4 separate regions of the Homo sapiens genome follow, and regions 1, 2 and 4 are each linked to region 3. The links are chromatin contacts, found by Hi-C or POLR2A ChIA-PET in ENCODE. All regions are on one chromosome and are shown on one strand. Each heading gives the region's core, a stretch centred on a gene start or an enhancer-like site at or near the end of the contact. The rest is flanking DNA. Distances are from core to core; before and after follow the strand shown. Region 1 overlaps FMNL2 (formin like 2). Region 2 overlaps FMNL2 (formin like 2). Region 3 overlaps CACNB4 (calcium voltage-gated channel auxiliary subunit beta 4). Region 4 overlaps FMNL2 (formin like 2).

Evidence for each region. A loop is a pair of places that touch in the nucleus more often than their neighbours do. ChIA-PET counts read pairs that join two places held with the same protein, here RNA polymerase II (POLR2A). Pooled maps may share reads with other maps.
Region 1: a pooled map shows a loop between it and region 3 (7-fold over the local background). The contact joins two enhancer-like sites. A Hi-C loop is called at or near these places in 2 of 168 maps with a recorded cell type or tissue (naive thymus-derived CD4-positive, alpha-beta T cell and tibial artery), 7 of 37 single-sample maps with no recorded cell type and 6 of 50 pooled maps. POLR2A ChIA-PET finds 5 or more read pairs at or near these places in 3 of 52 experiments (activated CD4-positive, alpha-beta T cell, activated CD8-positive, alpha-beta memory T cell and endothelial cell of umbilical vein).
Region 2: a pooled map shows a loop between it and region 3 (5-fold over the local background). The contact joins two enhancer-like sites. A Hi-C loop is called at or near these places in 11 of 37 single-sample maps with no recorded cell type and 4 of 50 pooled maps.
Region 4: a loop to region 3 is called in a map with no recorded cell type, with 4 times the contacts of the local background. The contact joins two enhancer-like sites. A Hi-C loop is called at or near these places in 1 of 168 maps with a recorded cell type or tissue (naive thymus-derived CD4-positive, alpha-beta T cell), 6 of 37 single-sample maps with no recorded cell type and 2 of 50 pooled maps.

Annotation. Positions count from the first base shown.
Region 1 is chr2:152,417,156-152,423,065 of GRCh38, forward strand. The region is part of intron 1 of FMNL2 (formin like 2); the gene reads left to right. Among named protein-coding and RNA genes, the nearest start is that of FMNL2, 85 kb to the left of the region's middle. Within about 2 kb of position 4,481, at least 15 of the 41 ENCODE cell types and tissues checked have a DNase peak (open chromatin) inside an H3K27ac peak, as active enhancers do.
Region 2 is chr2:152,464,434-152,471,195 of GRCh38, forward strand. All of the region lies in intron 1 of FMNL2 (formin like 2), which reads left to right. Among named protein-coding and RNA genes, the nearest start is that of FMNL2, 130 kb to the left of the region's middle. Within about 2 kb of position 2,683, at least 15 of the 41 ENCODE cell types and tissues checked have a DNase peak (open chromatin) inside an H3K27ac peak, as active enhancers do.
Region 3 is chr2:152,037,333-152,043,480 of GRCh38, forward strand. All of the region lies in intron 2 of CACNB4 (calcium voltage-gated channel auxiliary subunit beta 4), which reads right to left. Among named protein-coding and RNA genes, the nearest start is that of CACNB4, 59 kb to the right of the region's middle. Within about 2 kb of position 1,524, at least 13 of the 41 ENCODE cell types and tissues checked have a DNase peak (open chromatin) inside an H3K27ac peak, as active enhancers do.
Region 4 is chr2:152,443,493-152,450,102 of GRCh38, forward strand. All of the region lies in intron 1 of FMNL2 (formin like 2), which reads left to right. Among named protein-coding and RNA genes, the nearest start is that of FMNL2, 110 kb to the left of the region's middle. Within about 2 kb of position 2,404, at least 7 of the 41 ENCODE cell types and tissues checked have a DNase peak (open chromatin) inside an H3K27ac peak, as active enhancers do.

The DNA of each region.
Region 1 (5,910 bases), core at 3,231-5,730, 380 kb after region 3:
GCATAGACGTTCAAATCTGACATGTGCAAAGTTCCTTAAGCTAATTAGAAAATACACACATTGATCTGTGAATGGATGCCCTTCTGCTCCTTTAGGGCCAGTGATTGAGAGGTGTCTGTTGGAGGTTGGTGTTGAACTTGTGCTTGAAGTCTCCGGATACAAAACTTCACGGTTCTGGTTTAAGCAGAAGTCTTCATTGAATGACATCGATGTGGAGAGAAAATTCCTTGGCTTTCTGTCAGCTGAATCTGCTGATTTGTAAGACTCTTGGGGCAGGTTAACAGCCTTGTTGGTTGTTGTGCTGTGCTGACAGTGGGACCAAGCGGGGATCAGGAAATAGTCTAGGGCATTGCAAGGTTGGATTTGCTTACATTGAGGTGTTCCTGTGATCTGTGCACATCACCCAAGGTGATCAGGGCCTTGAGGCTTAGGCTGAAAGGCTGGCTTTCGAGGCAAAAGATCAGAAGGAAGAAAACATGCTGGCACCTGATGTATATCCCCTTTTGCTCTGCTTCCATCTACGGTTGCTGCCTGCTCCTCTGACATGTAACTCACCTCCTCTGTGCCTCATATTGTTAGAGCTAAATTTCCCACTGAACCCAGACTGTTATTTTTGACCTGCCCTGCCTATTTATTTGTGCACCAGTGAGTGTGTGAGTAAATGCATTATTTTTATTATTATTATTTTTTCTTTTGAGACAGAGTCTTGCTCTGTTTGCCCAGGCTGGAGTGCAGTGTCATGATCTCGGCTCACTGATCTCGCTGATTGAACCTCTGCCTTCTGGGTTTAAGCAATTCTCATGCCTCAGCCTCCCGAGTAGGTGGGACTACAGGTGCTTGCCACCATGCCTGGCTAATTTTTTGTATTTTAGTAGAGATGGGGTTTCACCATGTTGCCCAGGGTGGTCTCGAACTCCTGAGCTCAGATAATCTGCCTGCCTTAGACTCCCAAACTGCTAGGATTACAGGCATAAGCCACTGCACCCAGCAAATGCATTAATTTTTAAAAATTATAGCAGCTCTTTTGGAAGAATTGAAACATAGAAAAATTACCCCTTAGTCCATTGCATTTACATGGTGATTTTCTTTTTCATTTCATTTTTTGGCCACGTTTTTAATTTTTATTTTTTGCTGTGGTAAAACGTTAAGATAAAATTTACCATCCTTGCCATTTTTAAGCATACGGTTCAGTGGCATTAAGTACATTTGTATTGTTGGTGGTGCAATGATCTTCACCGTCTGTGTCCAGAACTTTTCATGTTCCCAAACTGAAACTCTCTACCCATTAAACAGTAACTCTTCATTCCCCCCACCCCTTCCCCTGGTAACCACTGTTCTCCTTCTCAGTCCCCATGAATATGCCTATTCAATGTAACTCATAAGTGGAATCAGGGAAGTTGTGTCCTTTTGTGTCTGGTTGATTTCACTTAGTATAATGTTGGTAAGGTTCATTCTTGTTGTAGCATTTGTCAGAATTTCATTCTTTTTTAAGGCTGAACAGTAATACTCCATTGCATGGATAGAAACCTCATTTTGTTTATCTATGCATCTATTGATGGACATATGAGTTGTTTCTACCTTTAGGTTATTCTACATAATGCTACTATGAACATTGGTTACAAGTATCTGTTTAAGTTTCTGCTTTCAGTACTTTTGAGTATGTAACTGGAAGTGGAGTTGCTGAATCATATGGTAATTCTATGTTTAGCTTTGTGAGGAAGCATCATACTGTTTCCACGGTGTCTGCTGCACCCTAGCAATGCACGAGGGTTCCGAGCCCTCCATATCCTTATATGCTTGCAAAGGATATGTGTCTTTTCCTTTTTTTTTTTTTTTAATAATAGTCATTCTGATGGGTATGAAACAGCATCTCATTGTGGTTTTGATTTGTACTTATGCATAGGTTTTTTAAAACTATGTTTAAACAGAGTGTACTTATTTTTCATCCTTGATCAGTTAATATTTTGTCATGTTCTCTTTTTGCCTTTCAAAGGACTTTTTTTGTTTTTTATTATATATGGACAAATTATAGTTGCAAATACTTAAGGGGGTACAAAGTGATGTAATGATGTTTGAACTCAATGTGGAATGATTAAATCAAGCTACCTAACCTATTCACCTCAAATATTTAACTTTTTTATAACATTTGAGATTTTCTCCTAGTGATATCGAAATGTACAGTATGCTATTATTGTATTTACCATGCTGTGGAATAGCCCTCAAAAAAGGAAGAAATTCTGTCATTTGCGACAACATGAGTGGAATTAGAAAACATGCTAAGTGAAGTAAGCGAAACACAGAAAGACACCACATGTTCTTACATATGTGGGATCAAAACAATCGAATTCATAGAGGCAGAAAGTAGATGAGTGGTTACCAGGGGCTGGGGGAAATGGTAACGTGATGGTCAAAGGGTACCAAGCCTCAGGAGGAGTAAATTAATTTATTTTTGAGATCTAAAATGACTAATTTTAATAGCTTTTTTCTGGGATCCATCCTGAAGTTACCAGTTTTCTGAAGAAAAGCATTTGAACCAAGAATCCAAATGTGGGCTTCACTACAGAAAGGAGAAACACAGGGCAAAACTGTGTCTAGGCGCCCCTGAGACCACCCCAGGAGGACTGTTGGGCTCCCTGTGACCTGTTTTGGAACTCTGGGGGAGCTTTATCAGGGAATACACTTGCTGGAAGCTGCAGAATATGGGAGAGACTCCGATTGTAACAGGCAAGTTTCTGGTGAGACAAAAATGGATTAAACCAAGACTAATGCCAGGCATCAGAGACAGCAAAATCATCCAATTTATCATCCTTCCCTCAAGGCTGAGAGGTTTTTAAGTAGTTTGGAAAAACTTGGAAAGGGATAGGGAAAGCTTGAGAATAATTTAAAAACTTGTCCCCTGCAGGCCAGTTTGCTAAAAGCCGAGTTTTACCAAAAGGCTAAAGCAGTAATTAAAGCAAAAAGCCTTTGAAAAGGAATCTTGAACTACCCCATTAACAGAGATTACAGGGTATGGTTAGTAAACACCAGAGTATTTAAAAGAGAGTAGTGACACAGAAATGAATGCCTTGTGAAAAGACGAATTTGGTCACCACAAATTATAGAAACTTTCAGAATATACAGAGAATGCCTGTAAGCCAAATGGAACTGTTGGTAGAACTGAGTTAAAAAGTGTTTTCTGTAGAGTTTCATTTGTAAACGTGATTTTTAAGAGTACAAGCTGAATATTACTTAAAATGCCAGTAGGAAAAAAAGTCACACCCCTTTCCTAGTAACTGCTTTTTGAACCTGAAGTTTTTGGAAAGAAGCATCGGTTTCTGAGTATGATCTGAAAGTACTGGCTTTAATAAGGTCTTTCTCCGAGAATTGTTGCTTATCTTACAAGGCAGAAGTGACAAGGATGGTACTCAGCACTGGGGCATTGGGTATCAATGGTGAGCTCATCTCTGTTTCAGGAAGGAGCTGACCAGCGACATCTCATTCCAAAAATTGCCAGATAGATGCAGCACTGAGCTGCCTCCCAGGTCATCCCAACTGATTAATGTGGAGATCTGCAGACTAAAGCAAAGAGAAAAGTGATTTGAATGGACCTGAGGGACTTTATCCTCCACTATGAGGTTGCAGGGGGTGCCTTCTGTGACGGTACCTTTGTAAGTTATTACAAACCTACTGGTGGAAAAACCTTGACTGAGTTCCACTCTGAATCCCAGTTGTAGAAGCATCATGAAATTGAGCACAGGAAAGACTAGGAGTAGGAAGAACTGGGTTTCGGACTCAGATTTGCCTGTTATTCGCCTGAGATGTCTGGCGTTGGTTGCTTGCCTTTCTGCAAGGATTGTAGGGTACCGTCCAACGCATCTTGTATGTGGGGACATTTTGGAAACACATAATACTGTGTAAGCATTGTTATTAGTAGGTAAAATGGTAAAACTGAAATGAAACAACGCCCTGCCCAGCCCCGCCACCCTAACAACTCATTTCCCCTTTAGGCATTTTCTTGTCAGTGGGTACAACACTTCTGTCAGTATCTTTGGCTCTGAGGAAGTCAGTGGAATGAATGACTTCAAGTCTTTGAAAAATAAATTCATGGCTTACTGTGGGCAGTAATTTGTTTTATCCCAAAGCCGGTAATGTGAGGTATTTGAACCAACCACAAATTAATTATCCTACTATATTTGCAGCAGTGTTAGGGTTACAGGTACAACCTAAGCACCATTGCCATATCATTCTGTTTCTGGACAATTAATAACATGCAACCGTGTTGGGACAACAAATCAGTGCTAACCTCTCTGGGGAAACTCAAGTGCAATTGTGAGATGTAAATCTCCATCCACAGGCTCTGCAAAGGGGGAAATATAGGAGTGGCTACTTACTATGTGAAATGCACAGACATGACTAAGAGTAGAGAGTTGTATATTCTGCCTCCCAAAATCCTCCTCATGTGGCTTTCTCCAAAGCCTTCTCAGAGGACACTGAATTCACCTAGGAACTTCGAGAAATGTGAGATGATTCAATTCTGTTGGCAGCAGTGCCTTTCCTGTTACTGATTACTGGCTACCCGGGAGCTCATTTCCTTTGTACTGAGTCATGTGCACTCAGAGAGATATGACCAGGGAGTGATGTTATAGAAATTGCGTAAGTGTAGAGAAAAGGTTTGGTTCCCTTATTTTGCATGATGATCTCTCACTGTGCATTTTATTATGTTTATATTTAACTATGAAGTAATTGCTATTACTGCACTACTGTGTTTGATGCCTACCCTGTGTCAAACATTAGGTATTTTACGTTTATTATCTCCAATCCTAAGTAATGCCTTCAAGCTAGGTAGGTTTATTGATGAGGAAACCGGTGTGGATAGGTCAAAATAAACTGTTTTAGGCCATGCAGGCTGAATTTGAAATCATCTAATCACCTTTGTAAATCTGACAGGGCCTGAGCTCTTTAGGTCAAACCTGCTGCCTCCCATGTTTAGGGGAATAGGCTTAAGAAGTTCAGGGAAAGTACTTGCCTGTTGAGGCATGTTTTCTTAGTTACAAAGGGCTTAAATTGTTTTGTGGGTATGTGAAACATTCTTCCCAGAAGCTGAAAGCCTCCTAGGGATTCCCTCGTTCTGTGTTTTGCCCATTCTTTAAGTCACGGATGCCCAATGTGAAGAGATCACATATGTTCATGATGCCCCGTGATCATCATTGTCATGCTGTTGCCTGAAGGGGGACCAGGAATAGATTGGCATCCTGGATTTTGTGACTTAATAGTTGATTCATTGGATAAATGGTTGTCTCATTCTTTTTTTGTTAATGGCTTTATTGAGGTATACTTTAAATGCCATAAAATTCACTCATTTTAAAGTATAGACCGAAATGATTTTTTTGTGGGGGAGTTTTCCTTGGGAGACAGGGTCTTGCACTGTCACCCAAGCTGAAGTGTAATGACACCATCTTGGCTCACTGCATCTTCTGCCTCCGGGCTCACCTCAAGCCATCCTCCTATCTCAGCCTCCCCAGGAGCTGGGACTACAGGCATGCACCATCACGCCCGGCTAATTTTTGTATTTTTTGTAGAGACTTGATTTTGCCATGTTTCCCAGGCTGGTCTTGAACTCCTGAGCTCAAGGAATTCACCCGCCTAGGCTCCTAAAGTACTGGGATTACAGGCGTGAGCCACCGCAACCGGCCTTGAATGATTTTTAGTAGATTTACAGAGTGGTGCCACCATTGCCACAATCTAATTTGGAAATACTTCCATTGCCCCAAAAGAAACTTTGCAACAGTTGTGTCAGTTTTAAACTGCTCTTTTAAGGTACCCTTCTCTGATGTGCTATTAGGTTCTCTAGCTGGCTATGAAGAAGAAGAAATCATCTTTGAAAATTATTTAAGTAAAATTTTTTTATTTTAATTTTTGTGGGTACATAGT
Region 2 (6,762 bases), core at 1,433-3,932, 430 kb after region 3:
ATTCCCAAGGTCTCTCTCTAGCTCCTCAGGAATGTACCCCCCTGATGGACTGAAATTTGTCCACTCCAGTGAAATTGTTTGGGGGAGAAGGGAGCAGAGTACACGTTCAAGATGTTTTCTCCCAGCATTTGTCTGTTGATGAGCTTTTGTAATTTCCATTTCACTGTCCTTGCCCCAGAGGATAACCTTGGATCTCAGTGTAGACTAGATTGAGTGTAAAATGAGTTAGCACAAATGAAGTGGAAACAGATCAGCGTGTGAGGAGGAGGCTCAGACGCTAAATCCTCTAGTTGGGTAAAGTTGAAAGCATTTTCCTCAGAGCCTCCCTGGGAATGCTTGTCCTATTTCTCAGAGAAATAAGCTACTGTGTGCATGTTGTTGCTGTTGATGCCTTTGACATTTGTGCTTAGCGAAGTGGAGGGTTCTGTGGGGGATACCAAAAAATTGCCCTAATCTCTGTCCTCAGGAATCTTATTGAGAAGGGGAGATGACCTGATTGCTAGACATCCATCTAGCTTCCCTCTGCTAGGCACGAGATGTACAAAGGTTTAAAAAGAGCCATGAATGCTAACTTCTTGGCTTACAGCTTAGCAGGGAACTCAGCCATGACTTGTAATACAGTGGGATCAGTACTACCATGGCAGCATCAACAAGAAACAAGTGCGATCTCATAGCCCTGCGCAAGTAGTGAACTACCAGCAAAGTCGGAGAGGCTTCATAGAGAAGGGGAGTTGAGCAGAGTTCTGAAAAGACTCCCCTCTGACTAGTGGGACAGGGCATTCGTGCAGGCAAGAACACCCTGTGCGAAGGCACTGAGGTGTGAAGCAGCCTGGTGTGTTGGTGAGTGCTCCACAAGAGCCATGTCAGACCTCAATTCAGTGCTATTTTGTGTGTTGCAGGCAGGAGGTTCAAAGGAGCCCGAGAGCAGGAAGGCTGACCAAGCCAGATTTGGAAATACTTGGCTGGGATGTTCCTGGTCAGTGGGCTATTTGGGCAAAGTGGTTAAAGTGGGACAAAGGCACAGGGAAGGAATCCATGGAGGGAAGGGGAGAAATGGCTCCTTTAGTATCTTGAATGAGGCTTTTGGATGTGAGTCCAGGTACAGTGCTATAGTTTAATTGCTTTTGCTTCTGTTTCTTTAAGGATACATTGCACTTAAACCCCAGTAATTATTCCAGATTTTGTTAGTGGATATATCCCCACCCCCCATCTGGCTCAAGCTAAGCAGTTGGCATAAGTAGGGGAACAGAAGGCTCAGAATTGTCCACTGGAAGTACTCGGCTTTTCTTTGGAGAGATCAGGTTTCTTCCATGGGAAAATGATGTCAACACACTTATCTTAGCACTTTGCCTCGAGGGCACCTGTGGGCTTGCGCCTAGAGCAAAGGAAAGGGGTTCCCTAAAACTTCCTTTCTGTTTTGGGAACATGGAGATGTGATAGAATATCCCTGATAAAAGCATCAGTTTATGGTGGAGGTGAGAGTTTATGACCAGGACCAGAAAGTTGCTAGAAAGGTTGCTAAGTGGAGAATTATGGTTGGTTATTTTCAGGAAGCAACTTAATGTTGTGGGAAGAAGCACTGGACTAGGATTTGGGAAATTTGAGGTCTAATCTTGATTTTACCTTAACTAATAAGATGATCTTGATCTTTCTGAGCCATGGTTTCCTAACAGGCAAATAAGGAGACTGGTTAGGAGACTCAAGAGAGCATATAGCAGGTGTGGTAAACCATGCAGCACTTTATAGTGTGAGGACTGTCTGAACCCTGTCACTTGGCGCCTCCATCCGGACACCACGTGTGCCCTCCTGCCCGCTGCGGGGGAGGACATGCCCCTGATGGGTCTGGGCTGCACTGGCCTCTGGGTGACTCATTGGCGTTTTGTAAACCACCTTATCTTTGAAGAAAATGTTTTCCACTACTAGTAAAATTTCTTTCTTTTCTGTCTTTATTTGTTTCTCTTTAAAGTTTTCTTAAACTGAGCTAACTTCAAAGAAGTATCTGGAATTCTCTTCTTCCTCCTTAACCACTTATAGCCCCCTTATCCCCAGTCATCATTGTAGTATATCTAATTGTTGGTGGATATAATGTGGGCCACTTTGGATTTGAGTAGTCAAAATCAGAGCCTGGCTAGTAATTGGGTTTGAAGGAGAGTTGAGCTGAAGTCATCTCATGAAACAAAAATGGCAAAAGACCATCCTATTAACACTGGACTTCCTTTGTCTTCCTTCATAAGATCCCTCAGGCTTTCCTTAGTATTAAGGAGCAGGGGGAGAAGACGGTGGCATATACTGCCCTTTAAATATGGCATTTCTGAACTTAGCTCTCCTTGTACTTTATCAAGTGAGTTGTCTTCCTCTCTCAACTAGATCCAAAGAAACATGGCAGCCTCTGCAGTCCCCGTGAAGTGCTGTGAGTGGGATGCCAGCAATAAAATCATGTCTTTCTATGGATTTTTGGTTGGTGTTCTAAGGCTTGCCGCTTCTCTTCCTAATAAGCCTGCACCGATTTTGTCCCTGAAGATTTGAGGCTGTGAAATATTCTTCCTTCTTCCTGCCTCCTCCAGTCTGGGAAGCTTCACTTATAGCCAGAGGGCTGAGTGAGGTACAGCTACTCCTACAATGAGGCAAGCCTTAGTGTTCTTGGCTTGCTTCACTGTGTTTCTGACACTGCCTTACCTTAACTCTTGAGTAAGCCCCGTTTCCTGGGCAGAATCTCACTTCTCCTTTCTTGCTGGTCATTTGGCTCTTTTTTTTCTGACAAGAGCTGGATCTTGCTTGTTTACCATCTACCCCAGCACCTTATTCTTTTTTCTTGGAAGTGCCAACATATTCCTCTACGTGCTGAACCTGTTCAGTAATTCTTGTTGGATTGTCATTCCTTTGGCAAACTGAAATGAAACACACAAATCTCAAAATAGATGTAACCAGACTCCTCAAACTTAATAAATACCGTATGTGCTTACACTAGGAATCTTGCTTGTCCCGTTTGTTAACGGGTACTTCACCCCACTCTCCTGCCTCCTGCTTCTTCCCTCGGCCCCTGTTTCCTACAAATCGAAGGCTGACAGAGCTTTTCCCCTGTGAATGCTGCTGACTTTACCAGCAGCTCATCCTGTGTAGTTACGCTGCATCTTTTGATGCCGTGCACTCGTTTGGATAGTATATGCTGTTTAAGGAACTGTCTGTGCTTGTATTATTTTGTTTGTGGAGGATGTAAATGATATAGGGTTAATTCTGATTGCCATCTTCATAGTGAGCTCGCTGTGGACTTTATCAGTATGTACACAGCATATGCATGTGTGCACACAATAGGTTTTGCCATGGAGTGCTTCTTTCTTCCGAGAGCAGGCCTGGTCAACTGTTGATGCAAGCAACAACATTTGTTTATTGAGTTCTTAATCTGCCAGGCACTGTGCTAAGCTATGTGTGTTTTAGCTCATTTAATTGTCAAAATAACTTGGTTAGGTAGGTACTGTTGTCATCATCACCCCATTTTAGGAGGACCTGAAGCATGGAGTTGTTAAGCTACTTGCAAGTGATCAGAAGATCTGGATTTTCAAGCTGGGCAGTTGGCCTCCAGAGCTCAGGCTCTTACCCATTTCTAAATCACTGCTCCTAAGTTGCTAAGGCAAATGATTGAACCAGGAATTGGTTTAGCCCCTGAATGACAAAGCATAGAGTAGTCATGGCTTCAGTGTAGCACTGATACCTTTATTTGAGGGATTCTGAAGAATTCTGACTTTATTACAGCCCTTGAGGCCTTTGATTAAGAAACTAATTCCCCTGATACATAATGAGATTTCTCTCTTGTTTCCTCAAAAGTGAGTGTGTATAGATCTAGGGCTGTGCCGTCCGATACAGGAACCACCAGCCTTTGAGGTTGTGGAGCACTTGAAATGTGGCTAGTGTAACCTAGGAGCAAACAGTTTAAGTTTATTTCAGTTCAATTAATTTACATTTAAAAACACTTCAGTTACTGGAAAACTTTTTCTGTATTTGGAACAACTTGGGTATGTGAACCTGTTTTTTTTTCATTTGTATATTTTATGAAATCTAAACATAAGTGTATCTGCTGAAAATTTAGCATGTGAATTACAATGTGCTGTAAGTAAAAATACACAAGATTTCAAAAGCTTATTTTGCATTTTTTCCCCTACTTCATTAATAATTTTATGTTGGTTACATATTGAAATGATATACCTTATTTAAGCCAGTATATCCAAAACATTATTGAAATCAGTTTCTTCTTTTTACTTTTTAATGTAGCTACTAGAAAATTTAATTCCATATGTGCTTCTCATTTTAATTCTTTTAGACAATGCTGTTTTAGAGCATAGATGTGAATACTCCCCTGTACAACAATACCTTACTGAAGCAAGTGCTCAAAAGATAATTATTGAATAGGTGATTTGAGGGTGGGAGCTGGCTAGAGAACTCATTCAATGGGGAGAGATAATGGAACCTGATTACTTTGTTGAAATTGGTACTTTAGGATATAAATGAAGTAATAATGATGCATAATAGACTCCACATAACATACACAATGCTTTATAGCCCTTTCTGTAAATTACCTCTTTGACTCACAACGTGATAAAATGAAAGTGGAGAAAATTAACATGAGCCAATTACTCTTGTTCAGATTGAGTTTCCTGTTTCTGCCATGAGCTGGAATACACTGACGCTGTTGATTCGTTTTTCTTCCTTTTGGGTGGATTTTGCAATTAAGCATATGAAGCCCTCCAGGACAGGCCTCCTCCTGGCTTCTTTTGCCTTCTTGTCTGCTGCTCACCACTTCCCTTGTCATCTGAGAACCTTTGCATACGTGTCATTTCAGCTCTTCCTGATATCATGTGTAACACCGAGGAGGAAGTCAGTGCCTCTGGAATCAGAATTAAGTCTCTGCATTGCCTTGGGACACCCCATGCCTTGAGAAGTGACACAGCTATTGTCAACACCTCTCATTATCCACCTACTTCTGACTACTTTTCTCTAGCCTCCTTGGCTAGTATCCCTTTTCCCACATGCTCCCTAAATGTTTGTTTGCACCCACAGCTGCACCCGTCTTCTGACTCATGCCATTTCTTTGTTATTCTGCATGTTGCCTGAGCCTTCCTATTCACTCTCAGGACTTCTGCTCCCCCTTGCGTGGCCTGTCCAGTGGTTGTCAAATTGGGGTGGAAATGCTGAACCTCCTGTGTCCTTATGCTCCGCTTGGAGAGGTCATCAATTGAAAATTCTTTGCTTAATTGAGCATGCAATTAAGAGTAAGGAAATACATGTTCTGATCTTTTTCTTCTGCTATGTTTTCTGGTTATAATTTTTTTAAAAAGAAAATAATGTCTCCGTCCTTTAGTTTTCCCACCTTGTAAAATGGGAGCAGTATGTGCATCCTAAGGCTAGTCTGAAGAAGCATTATGCCGTCATAGAGAAACACAGTAATTCTATGGTGTGCCGTATTTGGCTGTATACTGCATTTTAGAGTAGTTAACTACCATTGGATTTGAAATAGTACATGAAACTGAAACACTGCATTTATTAATGAGGGTAATTTATTCCTAGGAAACCTTTTTAAAAATGAATGTCTCCTTTAAGTGTTTGTTGGTTTCCCCTTTCCTGACCATACCCTCCCTGCTTTGTGTCTGTGTTATTTCTTTTAAAATTTCAAATAGATTTGAATAACTTAGCTTAAAAGATAGCCTCTCCCCTCCCTAATAAAGGACAAAGGTGGCTATTTTAGAGGTGGGTGATATTTGAGGCTGAATAATGCAATGTTTACGGCATACACAGGAAGTGGGAAGACCTGGGTTCTGGTTCCATTTCTGCCTTTTCAATCATTTTGTGAGCTGAGCAAGTCCCGTAATCTCAGGTGATGTGTATGTCCCTTAGCACAGGGCCTGTTCTCTAGTAATTGCTCAATAAATATTAACCATTATTATTGGTTGTCTTCTGAGAATATCACTTGAAGATTTAGATGAAAGTATTTGGAAGATTGCTGTCTACGATTTGTCAACCGTGGCTGACAACTAGGACGTGGGAAAGTAGAGAAGAAGCTGATAAAGATGAAAAGCTCATCTATAGAAAGATATTGAAAATTTATTTCTTCTAGATTACAAAATGACATTAGATATTATACCCTATGAGAAAAAATACGCTTAATCAACCCATTTTCCTCTTATGGCCATAATTAGTACATAGTCGCATCAATAAAGATTGACAATATAGCCTTCTCATATTGCCACTTCTAGATCCACTTGTAGGCTTAATTTTGGATCATATGCCGGATTTGAATTGTATTATGGAATCACAGAGATTGTCATGGTGATATGCAGTTCCAGGAAGGAGTGAATCGTATGTTCTGGTTATTACATGAATGAGAGACCTAAGAGCTCAGTTAGCCAATTTAACATCTAGTCAAAGGTACTGTGGCTAAGGGATTAAATATGGTTCTCATTTGAAAGTGGGAGCAGAGCAGGAACTTTGTAGTTGTGTGTTCTTTTAATAAAGGCTATTAATTTAGTTTTTTAAAAAAGAATTGGCCTCCTACCACCAGCTAACTGTCATTGCTGTTCATTTCTGTTAGTATGACCAAGCCCTGTTCTGTGGAAGTGTTACAGAATGTTTGGCTTCACATAAGAGACCTCCCTTTCATGTCTAAAGAGGCAAGGAATGTAATTTTAGGTTGTTTGGAAGATCTAATTTTCAAAGCTGTGTGATTTAAAGAAAAAAAAAAAAAGCAGAAAAGTCCCGTACGCTGTCGTTTGC
Region 3 (6,148 bases), core at 274-2,773:
GCAATCTATATCCCGTCAATTTACAAACTGAGTGATTGCAAGAATAAATAAATCCTGCTTTGGCCCAAATGTCAATCTTTGCTAAAGAAATATGTCTGTGGACATTACAGAGGAATCGTGCCGTTCTTAAATCTACTTACACCCTGCTTCTGCAAATGCTTACGTATCTGACTTGTTTTAAGGTATTTCAAAGCCAAAAGAGAGGCAAGAAATAAATGCTCACACATTTTGAAGTATTCCATGAACAACTGAATAATGTGACCTTCTGACTCCCAGTGAGCCTAAATTTTTCTCATTCTTCTTGCTTAGACCAAAAGCACATATCCCCTCTCAGGTGAAGGCACAGCATTTAGGATGACACTCTTCTTTTCCTAAGGATGGGAGGGAGAGAAAGAAATGCTCTAGGGAGACATGGCCTCCCTCTGAGACCTAAAGGGAGGAGGGAAGATTTTTCTTCTCCCATTTGGTCAAAAGTCAGCCAGGGGAGCCACCGTGAGCCAAGACCTCAGCAGGCCTGCAGCACTGCTGCTCCCCCCTCATCCTTGGAGCTGCTCACCAACTGCTACAGCAGGGAGCTGGCCGGGCCCCAGCCTGCAGTGAACACAGAGCCAGGCTGCAACAGCTGGATGCAGAAGGGAACCACCCCCAAGGAGGCCGTGACAAAACGCAGGGCCCAGGGAATCTTCAGCATTCATCTGGCCAGGAAAACTGGGGAGGATCAGAGGGCCCCCAAAGAAATGCATGTCAGGAACCTACTGGGATCTACCATGCTGTATTTGGAGGCAGGAGGTGGGGGTAGCTTTCATAAATCCTGCCAATGGCAAAGTTCCTAAATTCTTCAAAGCATCAAGGATGCTGGCCTGCAATGGGAATGCAGAACAAAAAGTCTTGTAAAGTAAGGGGTTGGTGAGCTTGTAATTCTGGGGTTTGGTAACTCTCACACCAGAGTGTGCACAAGTTGCTGAGAACCACGCAACAGCCCTCCCCGGCCTTTTCCAAGTTCTGCTGCTTGCCTTTGGCCTAATGAGCCAAATTCAGACTGTATATCCCCAATGCAGCTTCTACTGACAGACAAGGGTTTGGCAAGAAGCTGGAATGCAGCTTGATTGCAGATAATGAATGTGTTCAGCAGAGATGATGAGCACCTGGGACACAGGCTTCTACCTCAGCACCGAGTCTGGCTGGGAGATGGAAGAGGATAGGTGTGCGTGAGCAGCTGGAGGCACAGAAGAGGAAAGGCCCACTACTCTGCTGCAGCCTGCTGGCTCGTATAACAGCTCATTAACAGCAGAGGCTGAGACTTCCTTTTCCTCTTTCCACAAAAGACATGGCAATAAAAGCAGGACAGGCTGCAAACTCAGCCATTTTCAAAGACTCATGGCATGTGAGATTGGGAGGAGGGTGACCAGCTGTGGCCACACAGATGGGGACAGAGGCCCTGACTGGTGCTAGGACACGTTAGTGGTGGAGAGGGACAGTTCCCTCAGGCCTTCCACCTCCCAGCCCAGGACACTCTGGACAGGAAATCTCCCCCTCTCTTCCCAGCCCTGTATGTCCCCACCCCAAGAGGGTGTGACACTTCCTCATGTTCCCTGCTGGCCCATTGGCTAGAGCTCTGGACGGATATAGAGGAAAGATAATACAGTAATTCAGAACTGAGGTCATTGCTTGCTTAGTTAATATAGGGATAATTAAACAGCATTTAAAGAAAATGGTTTAGCTGTATAAGCAAACATTTCCTTGTATTTAAAAAAAAGCAAGAAACATAGTTTTCTGAGGTCTCTACTTAAGAATCTTATTATTGGGCCGAGCGCGGTGGCTCACACCTGTAATCCCAGCACTCTGGGAGGCCGAGGCCGATGGATCACGAGGTCAGGAGTTCAAGACCAGACTGGCCAAGATGGTGAAACCCCATCTCTACTAAAAATACAAAAATTAGCCAGGTGTGGTGGTGGGTGCCTGTAATCCTAGCTACTCGGGAGGCTGAGGCAGAGAACTGCTTGAACCCGGGAGGCGGAGGTTGCAGTGAGCTGAGATCTCGACACTGCACTCCAGCCTGGGCGACAGAGCAAGACTCTGTCTCAAAAAAAAAAAAAAGAATCTTACTATTCCCTCAATGCTGAACCCAAACCTTCCCCTGACCAGTCTTTTGGAGGAAGCCTACACTTCTCCTACTCTGTTCACTTGCCAAGCAGCATATGGAGCCCTAGAATATTCTTGTTTTCATATAGGTTTTATCTTACATTTCCAACTACATTATTTGTTCTATGAGGATAAGAGCCTTGTTATATGCTCTATGTCTTAATGAAAACATCTGATAAAACATGAGTGATCACTCTGTGCATGGCAGGCAGGCAAGGCAAGGGAGTAGGGTGGGACCAAGCACTGATCACAGAAATGCAGGTATTCCTTCCAACCCTGGAAAAGTAGAGCGAAGCTCAGGGAAAACTACGTAAGTCCTCAGAAACATAGTCGAAGGCATGAAGTAAGCACTGAAGCAGACCATATGGAAAATAACATCTATTTTTCAAAAGAATTTAAAATAGAGAATGCAGAAAAAAAGAAGAAGTTTATGGCAATATGATTCTTGTGTACACCGAAGACATAATTTGTTGACAAAGATTAAAGTCACTTAATGGTCTTAAGGCAATGAGTATACTTTATATCCAAAAAGAATAAGAATTTTAATTCCACCTTCTATTTCTACAAAAATTGTACTGGCTGATAAGTGATGGCCCCCAGTTTTCATTGCGGCTAAATGGGAATGTCTCATTTATGGGCTATTCTGAATAAATTAGCTGGGAGTTTTTTTAAGTATCAAAAATACCAAGAGGTCTAACCCATATACTAGTTAAAAAGTAGAATTTTATACATCTGCTGAATCTGAAGGCTCATGATTCTCCTATCTCACAGTATTTAACTCCTACATTTTATAAAGAATTCAATGACATCTAGAATCTTTAAATTTATAAATATCTATCATTAAATCTGGCTCAGATAATAATTGAACCAAAGCATATAATGCCATGTCTATTCATGCCCTCACATTTCACTGATACTTTCTTCAGCTAATTAATTTTATTTATCTATTTGTATTATTTTATTTTATTTATTCATTTATTTTTTTGAGACACAGTCTTGCTCTGTCACCCAGGCTGGAGTGCAGTGGCACATTCTCGGCTCACTGCAACCTCCGCCCCCTGGGTTCAAGTGATTCTACTGCCTCAGCTTCCTGAGTAACTGGAATTACAGGCGCACACCACCATGCCCAGCTAATTTTTGTATTTTTAGTAGAGACGAGGTTTCACCATGTTGACCAGGCTGGTTTGAACTCCTGACCTCAGGTGATACACTCGCCTCGGCCTCCCAAAGTGCTAGGATTACAGGCGTGAGCCACCGTTTCCAGCCAGCTAATTAAATTTAAAAAGAAGTTTTCAAGATTAGCAAAACCTTTACAACTCATCTAACAATGTAGTCCTTTGTTCACATCTAAATGCATATGCTGCCGGTGCCAAATGATGGTGATTAACCCCTGGCTGATATTTTCTGTGAAACAAATTGGTATTTTCAAGACAATTTCCTAGTGAGAAAATGTCCACATAAACAAAATTGCATTTTGATCAAATCCCCATGTTGGTCATCTTGGCAAAGCCCTCAAAGACCATGGCAAAACAGCCACGACTGCATCGCCTGACCTCAGCCTTTTGGGCCCTTTGGGAGCAGACTCCCCACACTCCATGGGAGAAACACCATTAGGCCATTAGGATTTCAACCTCGGATAAAGCTCTTCCTCCTGTTTCTCCCCACAAACTTTTGGCACTCAGTATAATGATTGTGAGACACTAAGAAAGACAAATGATTTTTCTCTCTCTCATTTGCTAATCCCAAAGTATTACTTTATTCCCCTTTGGAACTTTTCACTGCAGAATCCTTTGTGTATAGAGAGATCTGTGTTCTTAAGCTCAAGAATCTGTTTAATAAACTATGAATTTAGAAGTCATCATCATGTTTTAGTTGCATAAGCTCAGTACTTATGGGAAACATTTCTGGAAGAAGGTAAAGGGCAATCTGTAATGGGGGCTATAAATTTCTGTTTAAATTTGCCACGAGTTATTAAATCCAGTTAAAATCATAATATGACAGTGGGAAGAAACATGAAGGTAGGCAGTTGGCCAGGCCAGGGGCTGAAGGGATATTATTGCTGGTTATGAGAGTTTACTAAAATCATTACCATGAAAGTTCTGAGTTTTGATAGGAGACTGGGGCACAGAAACTGCAGGAAGAAAGAAGCATCTGGACAAATCAGTCCATCACCAAAAGACATGGAGATTATATTGTCGGAGACATCTTCAGAAGTCCTCTGATTTTCTAAGGAAAACTGAATTAAAAAAACGGCTTTGGGTATGACTTCTCTTTCTTCTTCCAAAACCATCAAAAAGGGAGATATCTTGCAAGTGATTAAAAGATAGTGTTCTGTCTAGCACTATTGCAAGTAACATCCACATAGAAGTCAGAAGACCCTGCGTGAGCACTAATTCCCCTGTTACTTCCACCAGAACACAAACCCAAACAGGGCAGAGCCTCTGTCCTGCTCACGCCATCATTCCCAGCACTTGGAATAATGCCCAGCACATAGGAGGTGTTCAATAAATAGTTGAAGGAGTGAAAGAAAGAGCAAACTATGTGATCTGTTCAGTCTGCCACACTTCTAGCCAAACCTCACCCTAAATGCAGAGCCAGAATGGGCCATGCTGGGAAACAATACTCTATCTCCCCAGTGCCTAGGGCCAGGTAAATGACTCTGTAAGGGACTAAGTCCCAGAAGCTTCCAAACTAATTGCTACTAAGCATGGAGAGAAAGCCATAATGCCATTTTTTAGGTTCCCCTACTAACTAATCTAGGGTCACCAGCAAGGCCTCAAACAGCATCTTGCTCCTCTTCCCGCATAACCCTAGGAACGCTTTCCAATTCCATTTCCTTTCATCCGTCTGCTCCCTCCCCAGGTCTGGTTCTTATATGTCGTAGCTTGCCAGGGGGTTGGACCATATTTCTTGGAGCCTCTACTTCTTCAGGCTCCTGCTTAACAAAGGTCTGGACCTTTCGGGCCTCTGAGGATCCCTGAGTGAGTCCTACAGACCTGGCAAGCTACTCTTGGAAGTCAGGTTGAAGTCAAAACAGCTAGACTAGCAGTACCATTGACCCAAATCACCGGCTAAATGTACTACATTATTTACTGCTCATATTGTGTGGCCATCTGCTGATAGCAGATAATCATTTTAAAAAAAGATCAAAAAAAGAAAAATGGCACTTTATATCTTATGTTCCCCCTTCTGGCTGAAAGTGTTGTTAATTTTATTTATTTTATTTTTTTAGAGATGTTTTCAGACGCGTTTGAACCAGAGCAACTCCATCTTGAATAGGAGCTGCGTAAAATAAGGCCGAGACCTACTGGGCTGCATTCCCAGGAGATTAAGGCATTCTTAGTTACAGGGTAAGACAGGAGGTCGGCACAAGATACAGGTCACAAAGACCTTGCTGATAAAACAGCATGCAGTAACGAAGCCGGCTAAAACCCACCAAAACCAAGATGGAGAGGAGCGTGACCTCTGCTCGGTCTCACAGCTCATTATATGCTAATTACAATGCATTAGCGTGCTAAAAGACACACCCACCAGCACCACAACAGTTTACAGATGCCATGGCAACGTCAGGAAGTTACCCTGTATGGTCTAAAAAAAGGAGGAACCTTCAGTTCAAGGGAATTGCCCACTCCTTTCCCAGAAAACTCATGAATAATCCACCCCTTGTTCAGCATGTAATCAAGAAGTAACAATAAGTATAAGCAGCTGAGCAGCCCGTGCCACTGCTCGCCTATGGAGCAGACACTCTTTTATTCCTTTACTTTCTTAATACACTTGCTTTCACTTTATGGATTTGCTTCTAATTATTTCTTGTGCAAGATCCAAGAACGTTCTCTTGGGGTCTGCATTGTGACCCCTTTCCAATAACAATGAGGTCTCACTTTGTTATCTAGGCTGGAATGCAGTGGCATGATCATAGCTCACTGCCACCTCAAATTCCTGGGCTCAGGGATCCTCCCACCTTAGCCTCCAGAATGGCTGGGACTACAGGCACACACCACCATAC
Region 4 (6,610 bases), core at 1,154-3,653, 410 kb after region 3:
AACACCAGAAGTGTACAGTGCTATTGTGGAGACCAAGAGGAAGATGTGTTTAGAAGGGAGGAGAGTAGAGCTGGGCGTGGTGGCTCACGCCTATAATCCTAGCACTCTGGGAGGCTGAGGTGGGCGGATCACTTGAGGTCAGGAGTTCAAGACCAGGCTAACCAACACAGTGAAACCCCGTCTCTACGAAAAATACAAAAGTTAGCCGGGCGTGGTGGCCGGCATCTGTAATCCCAGGTACTTGGGAAGCTGAGGCAGGAGAATTGCTTGAACCCGGGAGGCAGAGGATGGAGTGACCCAAGATCACATCATTGCACTCCAGCCTCGGCAACAGAGCGAGAGACTCCATCCAAAAAGAAAAAAAGAAAAAAAAGGAGAGGAGAGAAACAGCATCAGTTGCTGCTGGGGAATGCCAGGAAATTAAGTACTAAAGAGGGTTCAGTTGAGTTCACAACATGGAAGTCCGTCGTGCATTCACACAGTGCTGACTCAGCCTGCTTTGGGCCAGGCTCTACGCTAGACACTGAGGGTTCAACCATGACTGAGATTTTCTTCCAGTGGCTTGGAAGAAGCAGAAGGCAGCCAGCAATGGGTTAGGAGGGTCAGGACAGAAACTGACTATTTAAGCAGTAAGTTCCAGAAGACTGGAAGGAGAGAGGGCAGCCGAGTAGAGGGTGGGGTAGCTGGGGGATTTTCACGATGATGATGATGATGGAAGAGACTTGAGAGTGTTTAAATGTAATAGGAAGATTCAGAGGGAGAGACTGAAGATTTGGAAGGGAGAGAAAAGCTGGATAGAGGCATGTCCATGGGAGTATGGGATGGGAAGGAGACCACCGCCCAGACCCTGCATGGGTGGTCTGCATGACTATCCCACAAGAACCAGCTTGATATTTAGTCTGATTTGAGGGTGCTTAAAGGCCCCATTCGGGTTTGCCTCACTTAGGTGCCACATAGCCTTAATTTCCAGCATGAAAGATTTATTCCTTTGGACTACTTTCATTTAGAGATATGCAAGATATTCCTGGGGCAGGCAGGATAACACATTACAGAAATAGACTCTAACGAGCAAGTAAATACTTAGCTCCCCTTTATCCTAATGGGAGGTAGTGAGCTTGCGTGCTCAGGAGGAAGAGACTGAATCCTGGAGTCTGTCCTAGCCTGCCTAGTTTCAGTTCTGATTTAGTGGAGACAAAAGGCCCTGTATGATTTTAACATAGTTGTGGCAGCTGTTTCCTTGAGATCAGTTCAATAATGGTATTAAAATATGATAGAGTCGATTGAATGTTCAGCAAGCCTATGGGTAACTCAGTGTCCCCTGCTCCACCATGTGTGAGGTTACAAATGAGGTCATATGACCATCAATATTAAAATGTTGCCAGTAATTGCGCCCACTTAGTTGGTAGGCAGGATCTCAGTCCTCTTCATGACCCCTCTTGATTCTCTCTGAGGGCATCATACATGGTTCACAAACAGTTCTGTCGTTCTCCTCTGGCAAAGCCAGTTGGGGGAGGTATCTTGCTGTTGGCACTGTGGTTTTCCATAAAGATGGAAAGCATCTGCCCAGGAGTCTCCTTGAATCCCAAGTTGCAGAACTTTCAAAGAGCCAGTTTGTGCTGATACTATTGATCCTGACTACATCAGAGTCTCAATTCTTTAAAGAAATGGAGTCTTTTACACTCCAGTCTGTGTTTCACCTGTGTGGCTAACGTGGGCAACAGTGTCTTCTTCTTCCACTGTCTTCCCCAATTCTGTGATGCTTTTCCCTGTGGAAACTGAGTCATGCAGTGGACACCTGGGAAACGCCCTTGAGATTCTGCCAAAGTAAGAATCTCACTTTTGGTGAGTACTCCCCTCCTCCCAGAATAAGAGAAGCCTTGTATTCTGTAAATTAAACTTCAGTTTAAATGTCCTAGACCACTATTGTCCAATGGAACATTTTATAATCTGTGCCGAGTAACCACTAGCTGCTGAGTTAGTGAGTGTTGAAATGTGGCTAGTGTCACTGGGGAACTGAATTTTAAATTTTACTTAATTTTAATTACTTTAGAGTTTAATAGTCACAGGTGGTTAGACAGTGTAGCTCTAGACCAGTGGTTTCGAAATTTTATCATGCATCAGAATCAACTGGAGGACTTGTTAAAACATAGATTGCTGGGCCCTGTCCTCCCCAAAGTTTCTGATTCAGTTGGTCTGGATCAGGGGTTGAAAATCTACATTTCTTACAAGTTCCCAGGTGATGCTGCTAGCCTGGAGGAAGCCACATTTGGGAATCACCACTGTAGACTTTGTTCTAGTATTTAATTAATATGCTAACTCACACAGATAGAATTGCCATCAGCCAGTCGTCAGGGTTCCGGGTCAGCTGGTTGACAAGCAGCCTAGTACCTCCCCTCCTTTCCCATCCCTAAACCACACTGGCTTCTTTTTTCCAAAAACATTACAGCTCATCTTTAAGGGTGATTCATGATACTTTCTAAACAGCCACAGTAGCTGAAACATTGGACTACTGGGGAAATTCCAGCCTTGAACAGACTTTGGTTTTCATTCCAGTTTTACTAATTTGTTCTCTAATCTTACAAGAAATTAGACCATGTGTGTGGCGCATGTAGGCTGTGAGTAATTTTATCTTTGCCAAGCTCATACTTGGCATTATAGTCAGTGATTTCTGTGTCCATGCTGGCTAGCCTGGGCTCAGAGGGACTGTCCCTAAAATCATTTTTTAATGAGTAGCTTTTTAACCCAATGGCAAAATCATTTTTAATACTTACAAATACGGTCTAATAAATATTTTTTTTAGAATAACAGAGCACTGTCTTATGGGTGATTGTTTATACAAGGTCTTTCTCAAAAGCATATTGGAATATTTACAGATGAAATGACATGCTGTCTGAGATTCACTTTAAAGGCCTGGTTGGGGGATGGTAGCTGAAACCAGATTGCAAAATGTTGATGATTGTTGAAGTATACATGGAGGTGCAGTATACTATTCTTTCAACTTTTGTGATTGTTTGAAATTTTACATAATAGGTTAAAAAAAAAGCATGCTCTTAGAGAAACTAAATACAGCATCTTTGTGAAGTACCAGGTAAATAATTGACATTAAAAATGAAAAGTAGTTTGTTGGTTTTGTTTTAGGGAATTCAACTGGATAAAGAATGTAATGGATGATCTAAAGGAAATGGAAGAGAATAGCAATTGTGTAAATGTAATACATTATAGACCATTGTTAAGGAAGAATCTGCAGATATGCAAAGGACTTCGTATGTGTGTATGGTGTTTAAGTAGGGGAAATACACCCCTACTGATTTTTCTGTATACCATTATAGATATCTCTTCTTAACAGTTCGCAACACAACTGGTGCTCACTGTGATGTGTCAAAGTTTTATTTGATTTGGACAAAGGCAAAGATTTTATAAATTTAATAAAGAGGCAGGAAGGAGGGAAGGAAGTGGTAAGTCATACCACTGGAGTTCATAGGCAGCTAAACTTTTCTGGGTGGCCCAGTTTAGATTTTTTTAGTAAAGAGATGATATTTACCCTGAAAGAGAAGAGTTTAAAAAAAAGAGACTTTGTCAATCTTCTAAAGGTTGTGTGAATAAACTCACTTTTTTTTTTTTTGGAGACAAGTTTCTTACTTTGTTGCCCAGGCTGTAGGGTAGAGTGGTGAGATAATAGCTCACTGCAGCCTTGATCTCCCAGGTTCTAGCAATCCTGCTGCCTCAGCTTCTCCAGTAGTCGGGATTATAGGCATGCACCACCACACCTGGCTAATTTTTAAAAAGTTTTTACAGAGATGAAGTCTCACTGTGTTGCCCAGGCCGATCTTGAACTCCTGAGCTCAAGCCATCCTCCCACCTTGGCTTCCCAAAGTTTTGGGATTATTGGTGTGAGTCACTGTGGTCAGCCATCAACTTATTTTTGATTTAGAAAATAATCTCAGATTTTCTTCAGCTAGATGGTAATTGAAGTTGAGTATTTTAAATTTCTTTGACAATTACAGGAAGCAAAGAAGTGGTTTTATTAAATAGCAGTGAGCTTCATGCCATTTTACAGTATGTAACCGAGACCCATGTTTTCCTTTTGATGTAGTCAATTTGTTACCATCTTTTTCCACTTTGAAATGTCTCTTTAAATGCATTTTCACCCCATTTCTATCTTACATCACCTTCACCCCCTAGTGCAATCCCTACCTCCCTCTGCCTGGATTACTGCTGCTAATAACTTCCTTACTGGATAGTCTTCCCTCAAGAAGTGTCCTTTCCCTTCCCTTTCCTCCAGTGATTTTCCTTTTCTTTGACTGTCGTTTGGACCAAACGACTTAGCATCCATTTGTTCTTCCTTGTGTGTAGCTTTTTGTTTGCCAGTTACATAAAAAGTATGCCTGTGTATTACCATATGATATGACAGTAGGTATATAACAGTGCTGGTCTTCAGTTGAAAATATTTATAAAATGTAACAAGACCACTAGTCTCTTTAGTTTTTAATACTTAACTGTAATTTGATAGAGAATAAATTTTCCAAAGGTGGCATCTTCATTGATGTATTACTCACAAGCCTGCAGGTTGAACTCATGGTCATAGATGAGTTTCCACATGTTTTCTCCTATACCCATTGAATTCGTCAAAACATACCTGACTGTATGTGTAAGGGAGCTGCTTAAAGATTTTGGCAGTATAGGTTTTTGCACCTAGCATTTGCTGATTTCTTAAAAAAAAAAAAACACATAATAACAGAAGGCTATTCTGTATCTATTTCAGCACTGCTGAGTGTTTAAGTATTTATTGCTTAATTTTAAATTTTTGGATAAAAGTATTGGATAAAAGTTGCTTAGAAGCAACTTTTAGGGAGTTGCTTCTGAGAGTGTGTTCAAAGGGTACCTTTGACTCTTGTTGGAGTTTGAGTAATGTTCAAACAAGAGTAACATAAAATAATCCTCCAGTGATCTGAAATTGTTAATTGTCGGGATAAGCATAGACTGTCCTCTTAGTTCAAACCAACAGACTGAGGAACTTGTTCATAAAACTCTCTTCTTTGACTTGGAAAGACAGATTAAATGTGGAGTAAAACTCCTCGGGGTTTTCTCTTTTTTGGACTGTCAGTATGGCATAAAAGGAAACCTTCTGTAAATTGAATACTATCTGAAACCAGATGCACTCATCAAAGCATTTGTTGAACTCCTATGCATTAGGCTCTGTAATTCTCGTGAAGCCTTGCACCATTTTCAGCATTGAATTTAAAAGTAGGTCAGTGACCACAGTGAGGTAAGAAAAACATTTTTTGCAAAAAGAAAATCCTTGGAGAGTGCTGCTTTGATAAGACGTTTAAGCTTTCCCTCAGATAGCTGATTACATGCGTGTGTCCGGATTTCCTACATCTCTCATGCTCTTGTCCCTTGAAGAGTCTCTGAAATACAGAACTGTTTAGTGCTTTTAAGCCATGCACTTTGTGTTTGTCGAGAAGAAACCAAAAGACCTGTGCCTGGCAAAGCCATGTTGAAGCCTCTAATGTCTAATTGTCTGTTGGTTAAGATGGCACTCAGTAGTCAAGACCCAAAACACTGAACTCACCAAGCAAGCACAACAGAAGGGGTGTTCAATATTTCTCTTTTTGTAAATGCTTTTGTGCCTCTTAGTTGCTAGAAAGGACTAGATGATGTCTGTTTTAGGCACACTTCTTCCTTCTTTCTCCCTCTGGTTTCTCTCTCTTTAGTTTCTCTTTCCGGAACTATGGGATTTTTGTTGCATGATAGCCTCTTAGATGTGTGATCTTCATGCTTAATATGCAGTGATATGCAGGGAACAGATTCTGGGACTACTTTTTTCCTTTTTTTCTCTGCTCATAGGCCTTGGTGTATGAGATTCCTTTTCAGGATTTTTCTACCATCTAATGGATTTCTGCAAAATTAATTAACAGTGTAAAGTTTCTCAAATTTTTTTCCTGACCTCTCCCCTTAAAATAGTCTGTAGTTTTATGGCAGGACTTGGGGGGCTCTCATCCTTGCAGGGAAGCACCGGTCAAGGTTCTCATGGTAAGTGCCTCTTTGAGAGGTTTAAAATTACATGCTTTTAGCTTCCAGAGAGGAGGGAAAACCTTCCCTTTAGGTCCGTATCATTTGAGAGGAAACTTGGGGTTGAATAGGCTAAATGTTCCTACTTGTGGCCTTGTTTTCACTGCTTGGTTACCTAGTGCAAACAGATTAATGTAAGAGTTACGGCTTTTTAGAATACAGACAGTCGTCAAAAAAATCCAAAGACTTTAGAAAATGGAATTTGCTTGTAGAAGAAGCTTCTCAGATACTGGTGTCAAACAGCTTTGCTAAAGCATTAATGTGGCTACATGTTTGACAGACTGCATAACCTTCCTACATTTTCCCAGAGTAGTCTAATGAGTTATCACCACCTTTATACATTCCATCCTACATAGAAACCTTTCCTCATTCAAACAGATTTCAAGGAAAAAGGTCATACCCTATTCCAAATCTACCTGTTGCCTCTTCTATACTCTCTTCCACTTTTAAGTCCTCTGTAACAACGGCTCCTTCTGTCACCGACATAGAAATATTCCAGTTTTTGAAATAGGCCCGCAAGGAGTTTCAATCACTGAGA